Linked DNA regions of Homo sapiens: region 2 is linked to region 1. A link is an interaction called in ENCODE POLR2A ChIA-PET data of the cell type or tissue named here. Cell type or tissue: MCF 10A. All regions are shown on one strand.

Region 1 (5,000 bases):
CAGGACCCCGTTCACTCTTCTCAGTGCCCAGGATGGGGCATCACGCGCCAGGACCCCGTTCACTCTTCTCAGTGCCCAGGACGGGGCATCACGCGCCAGGACCCCGTTCACTCTTCTCGGTTGGCAGGCACTACTGTTCCCAGGCTCTAGAGCAGGAAATGGGCAGGCAGAGGCCAAGTTGCTTCTGAGGCCACCCAGCTGGGGTGAGTGGCAGAGCTGGGACTGAACCCAGGCGATGGGCTATAAGCACTGCCTTGGCAGGGGTGAGACTGCGAGTGCTCAGGAGGCTGCGAGCCCTGCCAGGAGCTGTGCACCTGGGACCCTGCCCTGCTGGCCTGGCACTGCCATGCGTGGTGCCCCACGTTCACAAGGGGGGCTAGAGGGAGAGCGTGGCAGCAAAGGGCCGGAGCAGAGTTGGTCTGGAGCCCAGTCCCGCTGTTTTCTCTTTGCCAACATCGACGGGCTTTTCACTGCAAATGATCTTTCTTCCAAAACAGTATGGACAGGATTCCATGCCAGGCCCCCCTCTTTGGCATCCCTCTGTTGGAGGCTAGAGGTTACATTTTCCCTGCAGCCTGTAATAAAAATCAATTTGCTTCCAAAAGGAAAACTCACCTCCTTTGATGTCCCTCCCTAGCCTTCCTTGCAGGTGGGGCTGGGGGTGCGTCCCCAGCCCTGCAGCTCTGGCATAAGCAGGAGATGCCTGCCACCCACCCTGGCCCCTCAGGCCCTGGATGTGCTGAGGCTGAAAATACATCTGCCTGGCTCTGGACATGCTGAGATACCAGGCCAGGATCAGAGGTGTCTCTGGAAGTCTCTGTCTGACACCAGGCTGAGATCAGAGGAGCAGGAAATAGAACTGCCCCAACCTTCTCAGCAGCCACCACTTGAAGCAAAAAGAAAATAGAACGTTCCACGTGGAGGTAATTGTCAGCCTGGAATTCAAGCTCACCCAAACCATCAGTCACATATCAGGTCAAAATAAGCCATTTTAGACAAAAGGACCCAGAGAGTGTACTTCCCATACACCATTTTTAGAAAGTTTCTTGAGGATATGATCCAGAAAAACAAGGAAGTAAACCAAAAAAAAAAAAAAAAAGGAAAGATATGTGGGATGCTAGAAATAACAGATTCAACCTAGAAAGGTAGTCAAGAGCTGTCCCCAGATGGACGCTGTGCGGAGAGAGCTGTCTGACTGCATTGGGTGGCTCAGGAGGACCCTGGGGAGGGCGGGGAGACAGAGTCCCTCATAGGACGGATGGGGACAGTTCAGAGGCGTACACCAGTTAGAGAGTCCGGGAAACCAAGTCATTTACAGCCGGACTCTCCAATGAGAAACATGGTGTTCACTGATATTCCACTTTTAGGATTAACTTGTTGACAAAGAAAGAAGCATTTTGACAAAAGGAAAGGATTGATTTTGACAATACAAAAGTGAAGGAAAAGCGCAGATAACATATGCTGGTAGAGCAGGAAGGACGAGCTAAGGGAAGCGTGGGTGTTGTGGTCCTCACCGGGAAGGTGAGTCACCAGGGTCACAGTGGGGACCAGAAGATGAGAGGCTGGCGTGACGTCGTAGGTGCCAAGGTGATAGGTGGGGATTAAGTGTCATGCGGTCACTGGCCACACAAGTCAGTTGGAAGGGGCTGCAGGGGGTCTGAGTGAGCTGAACTGCATTCACCCTCGTAAGGAGCCTGTAGGTCGAGGCTGCAGCAAGCCGTGATTGTACCACTGCGCTCCAGCCTGGGTGACACAGCGAGACTCTGTCTCCAAACAAAACAGAACAAACATTATTTCTAAGAGAAATAAACTACAAAGACAGCGTCATAGAGGTGAGGGTGCAGAGTGCTGCTGCATAAAGCCTCCTCATAACTGAGTTACAATTACTTCCCCAAGTGTGGAGGGCAGAGCGGCACACAACAGGAGGATGTGGGGGCTGGGCGCCCTGGCCGTGCCACTGCTGTGTAAATTGACTTAAAAATCATTTTTTCTGTTAAATTAGCTAAAGCTGTAAATTTAAACATATGGTGACAGGGAAAAGGAGAAGTCATATGAGACTGGAAAAATTGGATTTCCACGTTAAGACTTTGGAAAGTCCTTTGTGGACCATTGCTGTCCTCTAGTGGCCCTTGGTGTCATTGCGTCCCAGCGGGAGCCCCTCTGCCCTGGGCGCAGTGTTGGCGCCTTTCCACCAACCGCAGGTGGGTGCTCCTGTGTGCAGGCAGCCTGGGTGCCAGGAGACTGGAGAGAACCCGCAGGCGTGCTGCTCAGCAGGAGATGATGTGGTCACCTCGCTGGTCACTGTCAGAGCCACAGGCCCTTCCCCAGTCCAGCAGGACCCATGCCCACATCCAGCAGACGACCAGCCTTTGTAAGAGATACTTTAAAAAGTTTACACATATTTCAGTTCTTCATTCTAATTTCTTTCCGTTTTGAAAATTATGTGTAGAAACTCTAGCATGGAATTTGCCACAGAGTAGCTTTTATGATAGCATTTTACACTAATAGCAAAAATGGCTTTCTGTTCTTGGTGAAAAGTACAGCAGTTACGAATGAGTTCATATTCTCAATTGTGACTGTGTGGTTGCCAAATCAGTTTCGCATTTATGCTATTAGTGTCAAGGAATATATATTATACATTTCATGTAGATTATTAAAATACACACAAAATGGGTAAAGAACAATAGTCTTAAGAGTGTCATTTGGACCTTCCAACTCAGCTCAACATTTTTATTTAACGTAATCACCAACAGTGATTTTATATATATTCACATATCATATATTTATTATGTGTAATATATTTATATTTAATGTTGTTAATAATATAAATTTAAAAGTCACCTAGTTCCGGCCTTGAAAGCATAATGGGTATCGTACTCTTGTGCTGTGAAAAAGAAAAACTGTAAAACTTGAAAATATACGTGAGACAGTTGTTTTTAGCTGTTGGACAGCAGGCAGTACCAGGCAGCCATTCTTGCTAGAAGGAAATATCGGAAGTGGGCTCCGCATTCTGCCTAAGGGAGCTTCACATGCTGCAGCCTGGAGAGCGGGCCCAGATGGAAGAGTCGCGGGGAGAAACGGGTCAGGGCTTGGGCCCAGATGGATGGAAGAGTCGCGGGGAGAAATGGGTCAGGGCTTGAGGCTGTAGCAGCTGAGGTGTCCAGGATGTGACGCGGCAGGTGGGGTGGGGCCCTCGTTCTGTGGAGCCACCCATGAGTCTGTGCCTGTCTGGTGGTAAACTGTGTGTGCACAGGACTAGATTCCAGGCCTGGCAGAAAACAGGGATGGAGGGGTCTGTACGCTGACAAGATGCCAGAGGCCATCCTGCGCTAGAGAAGTTGGAGCTGTGGCCAGCTCACATTGGGGCGTAACTCACTGAACTCCAGGCATTCAGAAAGACACACCTTAGCAATGGGGTGAGAGAAGTTGGAGCTGTGGCCAGCTCACATTGGGGCGTAACTCACTGAACTCCAGGCATTCAGAAAGACACACCTTAGCAATGGGGTGAGAGAAGTTGGAGCTGTGGCCAACTCACACTGGGGCGTAACTCACTGAACTCCAGGCATTCAGAAAGACACACCTTAGCAATGGGGTGAGAGAAGTTGGAGCTGTGGCCAGCTCACATTGGGGCGTAACTCACTGAACTCCAGGCATTCAGAAAGACACACCTTAGCAATGGGGTGAGTGCAGACTCACCCCAACAAAGCCTAAACCACATCTCAGTAGGATGAAGCTGAGCCACCAGTAATTAACTGCCTGTCAGAACAAAACCCAACACTCTTTAAAGGAAGTGGACACAATCCACACTTTCAGCAGCAGAGCCCTCACGACGTCCAGCATAAAGTAAGAAATTACTAGATGTGTGCAAAAGCAAGAAAATGTGGCTCATAACCAGGAAGAAAAGAGTAGAATAGAAAAAACAGCCAACAGACCCAGCTGTGGTGTATGTTGACATGAGCAGATGAGGAGTTGAAAACAGCTACTGTCAATATAATCAGATTTTCAATGGAAATAACTAGTGTACAGACAGGAATTTCAATAAAGAATGGAACCGATAATAAAATCACTGAATGGAATTCCTAGAAATGAAAAATAAAGTGTCTGAAATGCAAACGCCACTGGAAGAGTGTTATCATCAGGCTGGACGCTGAAGAATGATCAGTAACTTCGAATCCAGGCCAGTGGACTATGAAAACCGAAGCACAGGGAGAAAAACGGAGAAACTAAATGAACAGAGCTTCCCGTCTGTGACCCGTGGGGCCACAGAGCTTTCCGTCTGTGACCTGTGGGGCCATAGCAGGGGGTCTAACCTGAGTGTAACTGGAGTCTCAGGAGGACAGAGGCAGCAGGGGGAGGCCAAAATACACACGTTTGAAAACATAATGGCTGAAAATTTTACAAGTTGAATTAAAAATATCAACCTGGAGATCCAAGACTTTCAAGGAATCCCAAGTGGGATAAACGCAAAGAAAACCACACCTGGCTCCATCGTGGGGGAATTGTAGTCACATTGCTGAAGACCAAAGACCGGGAGCAGATCCTGGAAAGGAGTTAGCATGGGGACGGATTTGTGCATACAGGAAAACCAGGGCAAGAGCTGCTGCTGACTTCTCATCAGAAATGATGCAAACCAGAATACAAAGGATGACAGTTTTTAAGTGTTAAAAAAAGAAAACCTGTCAGTCTAGAATTCTATATCCGCCAGCAATAGTCCTCACAAATGAAGACAGAATCAAGACATTTTAAGATTAATAAGAGCTAAGAGGATCCATTCCCAGCAGATCCTCAGAAGAGGACATGCTAGAGGAGATGAAAAACACCAAAAATGGTAAATTTGGGGGTAAACATAAAAGACTTTTTTCCCTTTCAGTTCTTAAATTCTTCAAGAAACACTTGACCTTTTAAAGCAAAAATAGCATCCTATTGTGGGATTTTTCATAAATATAGAGGCAAGATGCAGGGCAGTGGAAACACACAGGGCGGGCTGAGAGGCAGCGATT
Region 2 (5,000 bases), 240 kb after region 1:
CGGCACCCCAAAGATAAAGTGGGGAAATGATCCCCCAGAACAAAGCCTCACAAGCAGTACACGCTCAATAAACGCCAGCAGTGGTGGTCGTGCGATGGAGCTCGGCAGTTTTTAAAGAAAGCCACAGAAATGGACCAAACCCAGAGCACGGTCAACAGGGGCTGAAGCCCCCTGAGCTATTCAGAGAGGGGTGAAGTGGGCCGCAAGCTTTTAAATCCTACGGAAGAGAATAAAAACATCAGGAGGAATGATAAGCCCTTCTAATGCTCCCTGTGCAAATTCATGTTTAATTTGAGGAGAAATATCAACATTTTTTCATTTCCCTGATCATGCTTTAATTAAATCTCTAGCCCACTGTTTAAAATAAAGCCATTATGGATAGTGATCAAGAATTTCATCACTCCCTACTGAACTATAAAATCAATCACTTAACTTTTTATTATATAACCTCTGAAAAGTGAAACAGTTTGAGGTTACAGGATTTGAAGTGCTCTGATTTTCGCCAAAAGAAGTCCGTCAAATGTGCTTCTGAGAAACTCATGTTCTGCTTCATTTCCATATTTTTTCCATGGCAGCATCAATAAGTTACAGGGCGTCACTTTGCCCCCTAACCACCAACAGAAAGCCTCAACTGAAAGGAGGCCGAGGCCATCAGCCCATGGCAGGAACGTGAGGCTCTCGTGTCATTTCACCTAAGAAAGGATCAGTGACACCTGAGCCTGGGATCTGCCACTGGAATTTTCAAAAGTCAAGTGTGGGGCTGGGCTGCAGGAGCCCATTAGTCCCTCACCACCACACCAACCCTGCAAGGCCGGCAGACTCCAGTACACTCAAAAAACTGAATAACTTTGTTTAATGTTGCCTAGAAATAAGGAAAAATAACAAATACTTGTAAAAGTTACACTTGAAAGATCTCCACTCCAACTTATGTTCAATGTACTTAGCAAAAAGGTCAAAGCTCCGGAATTTGCTGGATAAATAAATGTTGGTGAGGCGGATGAATCACTGGAGAATTGGTGCATGGCGGCGAATGAATAACCTGCAAATGCCTCCCAAACCCCATTATTTCCCCTTTTCCAAGAGCCCAAGATTCATGTCCCCGCATGCCGCCAGTTCATTACCGAGAAATATCATCCCTCTTCCGGCTCGCGCCGGGCAGCGCACACGGCCCCCTGAGGACCCTTTAATGTTTAATTCCCCATCATCTGCTCCACTGAACAGCTTAATCTCTGCTTGTATGATCAATACTATATCAGTGTAAATTAAAATGACAATTTTAAAGTAATTAAGCCTGTTAATGCTCGATTCAAATGTCATTATTTGCACAAGGGATTGAGGAGAAATTACATCGTGTCCGGGGTGACAGGAAGCTGTCTGGGCCTCTTCAGCCCCGCTGTGCAGGGCCACTGGAGGCTTCAGCAAAGCAGATTAACTTCTGCCTCGCCCTGCCAGCATGCCTATCCAATTTCTAAAGAGGATAACGCAATTTGATAAATTTAATTCCAGCTACAAACTCAATTATTGTGATAATAGATGAAAACTGGGAGGAGCCTCTGCACAAGGCCCACAGTTTTAAAAACACACTTAACTCCAGAACGAGCTTCAACAGTAATGGCTTGATTTGATTTGTTCTCTCTCTTTTGAAGCCCCTTTAAATAATTATGATGGTTGGAAGAACAGCCGACATTTATTAAACAGCCGAGCTCCAACCAAAAGGGGCTGCGGCTTAGACAATCCAGGTCATACTGGAAACGTCTGCTGTCCTGAGCTTGTACAGCAGCATTTATTAGACAAGCACATCATTACATTATTGGATCTCATAAATAGATATATAAAACTCAGCCAGCCTCAGATGAAACCTCCCTCTTGCTCAACACTGGCGGGTCTGCCCCAGCTTGGAAAGCGGCATCCAGCAGGACCCTGCCATTTTTTTGTCCCAGGTGGCAGAGGGGGTTGGGGGTGAGAGGAATTAATGAAAATAACTTTTTTAAAAACCACCTTTACCCTCCTATGATTCCCAGCACACTCAGTACACATTATGACTCAAGTTATCTCCAACGAGCTCTCAATGCACAGATATCTTTCTCTACCCGAGTCCACTTACGGATGAGGTGGGTGGGTAGCCTGCCGAGAAGGTCTGCACAGCACACGCTGGGGGCCGCTTTAAGGGGACAGCTGCAATTGCTGGACTTCATCCATTAGGTCAGCAATAAAAATTGACAACCAAACATTAATTTCAAGATGAAGAGCACAGTGTAACAATTTCCGTTTGAAAGATGTTTCGGCTCGGTGTGGGCCATCCTTCAGGGTTTTCCCAGACAATTCCAGATGCTGCTGCACTCCAGAAGGAAAGAGAGCCCCACTGCAAAGTCGGCAGCCTCGGGATGGTGCGCCACGGGGCCAGCGGTTTTGGGTGATCCGACAGGGGTTTTTTTGTGGCTGTTTTCAAACCCAGTGATGTATACTTTAATACTTTAACTGTCTAAATTCCACCTTTTCCATACAGGAGGGAGCTGTACAGCTGGTGTCTCTTCACTGCATGCTTGAAAGGCCCTTATCCGTTACCTCCCTACTGCCTACGATGACTTCACAGTTCCTCAAGTTTCCCCCAGCCAGCAGAAATCAGATTTAAAACCAGTGAAAACATGGAATAATGTGTTCAAATGGCTCTCCCTTTCTGTCGGTTTAAACATAAATATCCCTGACTATGAATTACTCCCCCAAGTTCCTAGATGAATCATAGTGAGGAAGTAATGATGCATTATAACAGTCACGACATGGGAGGAAGCGCTGAGTAAAGGCCAGGCACACAGTGACTCAGTTTTAAGGCAAACCTGGTAAAGGACTAATGTGGTTATATCATTCTTCTCTTTTTTTTTTTTTTTTGAGACAGGATCTTGCTCTGTTGCCCAGGCTGCAGTGCAGTGGTGTGATCTTGGCTCACTGCTACCTCCACCTCCCAGGCTCACACGATCCTCCAGCCTCAGCCTCCCAAGTAGCTGCGACTACAGGTGCACGCCATTGCAGCTGGCTAATTTTTGTATTTTCAGTAGAGATGGGGTTTCCCCATGTTGGCCAGGCTGGTCTTGAACTCCTAAGCTCAAGCAATTCACCTGCCTCAGCCTCCCAGAGTGCTGGGATTACTCCTAAGCTCAAGCAATTCACCTGCCTCAGCCTCCCAGAGTGCTGGGATTACTCCTAAGCTCAAGCAATTCATCTGCCTCAGCCTCCCAGAGTGCTGGGATTACTCCTAAACTCAAGCAATTCACCTGCCTCAGCCTCCCAGAGTGCTGGGATTACTCCTAAGCTCAAGCAATTCACCTGCCTCAGCCTCCCAGAGTGCTGGGATTACTCCTAAGCTCAAGCAATTCACCTGCCTCAGCCTCCCAGAGTGCTGGGATTACTCCTAAGCTCAAGCAATTCACCTGCCTCAGCCTCCCAGAGTGCTGGGATTACAGGTGTGAAGCACTACACCCAGCCCATTCTTCCCTTTTAACCAAGGAAGAAATTACACAATGAAACAAATACCCCGAATCTTAATATCACTTTTCCTTTGTCATAATTAACAATTAGCGACACAGAATCGAGGGGAAAAACACAGGATCCGTTTACTCCTAGGAAGGGCGTTTCTGTGAATCTAAGAGGGGGCTTTCCTGTGTTCTCAAGGCCACGGGTCAGCCAGTGGCCGCTGCGGGGTGCGCTGTCTGGGAGACACTCTCGGGATGGAAGTGAAGTGCTCCGTCTGTCCCCCTTCTTTGGAAACACAGGTGTGTCTGCAAAGGCGAGGGAAGGCCTCAGGTGGGCATGATCTCTGAAGCTCCAGCTTCGTTTCCTTCAGTCTGGGGGTGCCCTCATGCACAACAGGGCTTGGCCTTGAGGGACCTGCCCTGCACAGGCGGGGCGCTGCCAGGCCACGACTTCAGGAAAGTTCTGGGCAGGCAGGGGCAGCCCCTGACTGCTCAACGCCTCAGTTGCAACGGGAAAACCTGAGCCACCCCAACAAGCCTACATCGGGGACTCCGATACTTAAGACAGCAGGATGCATCTCTACGTGCACAGGTGGGATGCACTAAACGCTGCCCTGACAGGGATGTGTGGCCAGGATGGGAGCCACTTTCTCCCAGGAAAACATCGTGCTTGTCACCTTCCTTGGGACAGAAGGATGGGTGGTTTTCAAAGAGCACATAGCAGTTCTAACAGGTGCCAAGCCAAATGGCAAGGTGCACTCATGAAAATCACCCACACTTCTGTGCTCAGCTCTGGGCTGCTGCTGATGGGGAGCTGTGGGCCCCAGCAGACGTGGCTGTGAGAGAGCGCACTCAGAGGCCCAGCCACCCCCACACAGCGGTGTGCCACACCCCAACTCATCACACAAACGCACAGGGCAACAGGCGAGGTCTGTGTAGACACCCATCTGCTCAGGAACACACTGAAAAACACGATGTTCCCTTTGGGACATCAGGTAGTGAAGCCTCAAGAGCAGGTCAGGTGCCCTCCAGGCACACAGCAGGGTCCTGGGCAGGCTGTGACATAAAAGCTCACATTCATTCTGTGGATTAAGCCTAGAAATGTACACACGGCTCACAGCATCTGAAGCCAAACCTGGACGGGCTTTGGAGAAAATATTTGTTCATTCAGTTTCCTTCGGTCTCCTTCAAAATCATAAAAACCCATCTCCAGGGAGGCTGTGGTTGGGTGAGCACAGCTGAGGGACCCGCAAGAATTTGCACAGGAAAGAAAGCCAGGCAGAGCAAGGAGCAGCTCACGGGGCTCCGGAAGTGAAACATCACCTGAGGCCAAATGAACAGAACAACAAGCTAAACTGTGAATCAACCATGGCTATTTCTTTATGTTCACTGCTTCAGTGATTTTCTGTCAAAAAATGCTAACAAGCATGAAAGTCCTTAAGAGCTTTACAATTTTTCAGTTCGTTCACCAATACCTTTCGCGCGGCGTGTTTGTTTCCTGGGCTGCGTGTGACACGGCACTCGATCACGCCT

The links. ChIA-PET counts read pairs that join two places held together with the same protein. Peaks named below come from ENCODE experiments on the same cell type or tissue, not always from the same donor. Only the 100,000 strongest peaks of a DNase experiment are listed, where the experiment ranks them.
Region 2: POLR2A ChIA-PET joins it to region 1 with 5 read pairs; 2 of 35 experiments call an interaction of 5 or more read pairs at or near these places.

The regions. Positions count from the first base shown.
Region 1 is chr10:132,901,550-132,906,549 of GRCh38, reverse strand. All of the region lies in intron 22 of CFAP46 (cilia and flagella associated protein 46), which reads left to right. Among named protein-coding and RNA genes, the nearest start is that of CFAP46, 39 kb to the left of the region's middle. RefSeq lists an enhancer at 1,670-2,170. In MCF 10A, a CTCF peak has its summit at 2,145 (motif pointing left); a DNase peak (open chromatin) is centred at 2,139.
Region 2 is chr10:132,663,941-132,668,940 of GRCh38, reverse strand. The region is part of intron 4 of INPP5A (inositol polyphosphate-5-phosphatase A); the gene reads right to left. Among named protein-coding and RNA genes, the nearest start is that of NKX6-2, 120 kb to the left of the region's middle. RefSeq lists an enhancer at 1,982-3,181. In MCF 10A, no CTCF peak of the experiment used is centred here; a DNase peak (open chromatin) is centred at 2,770.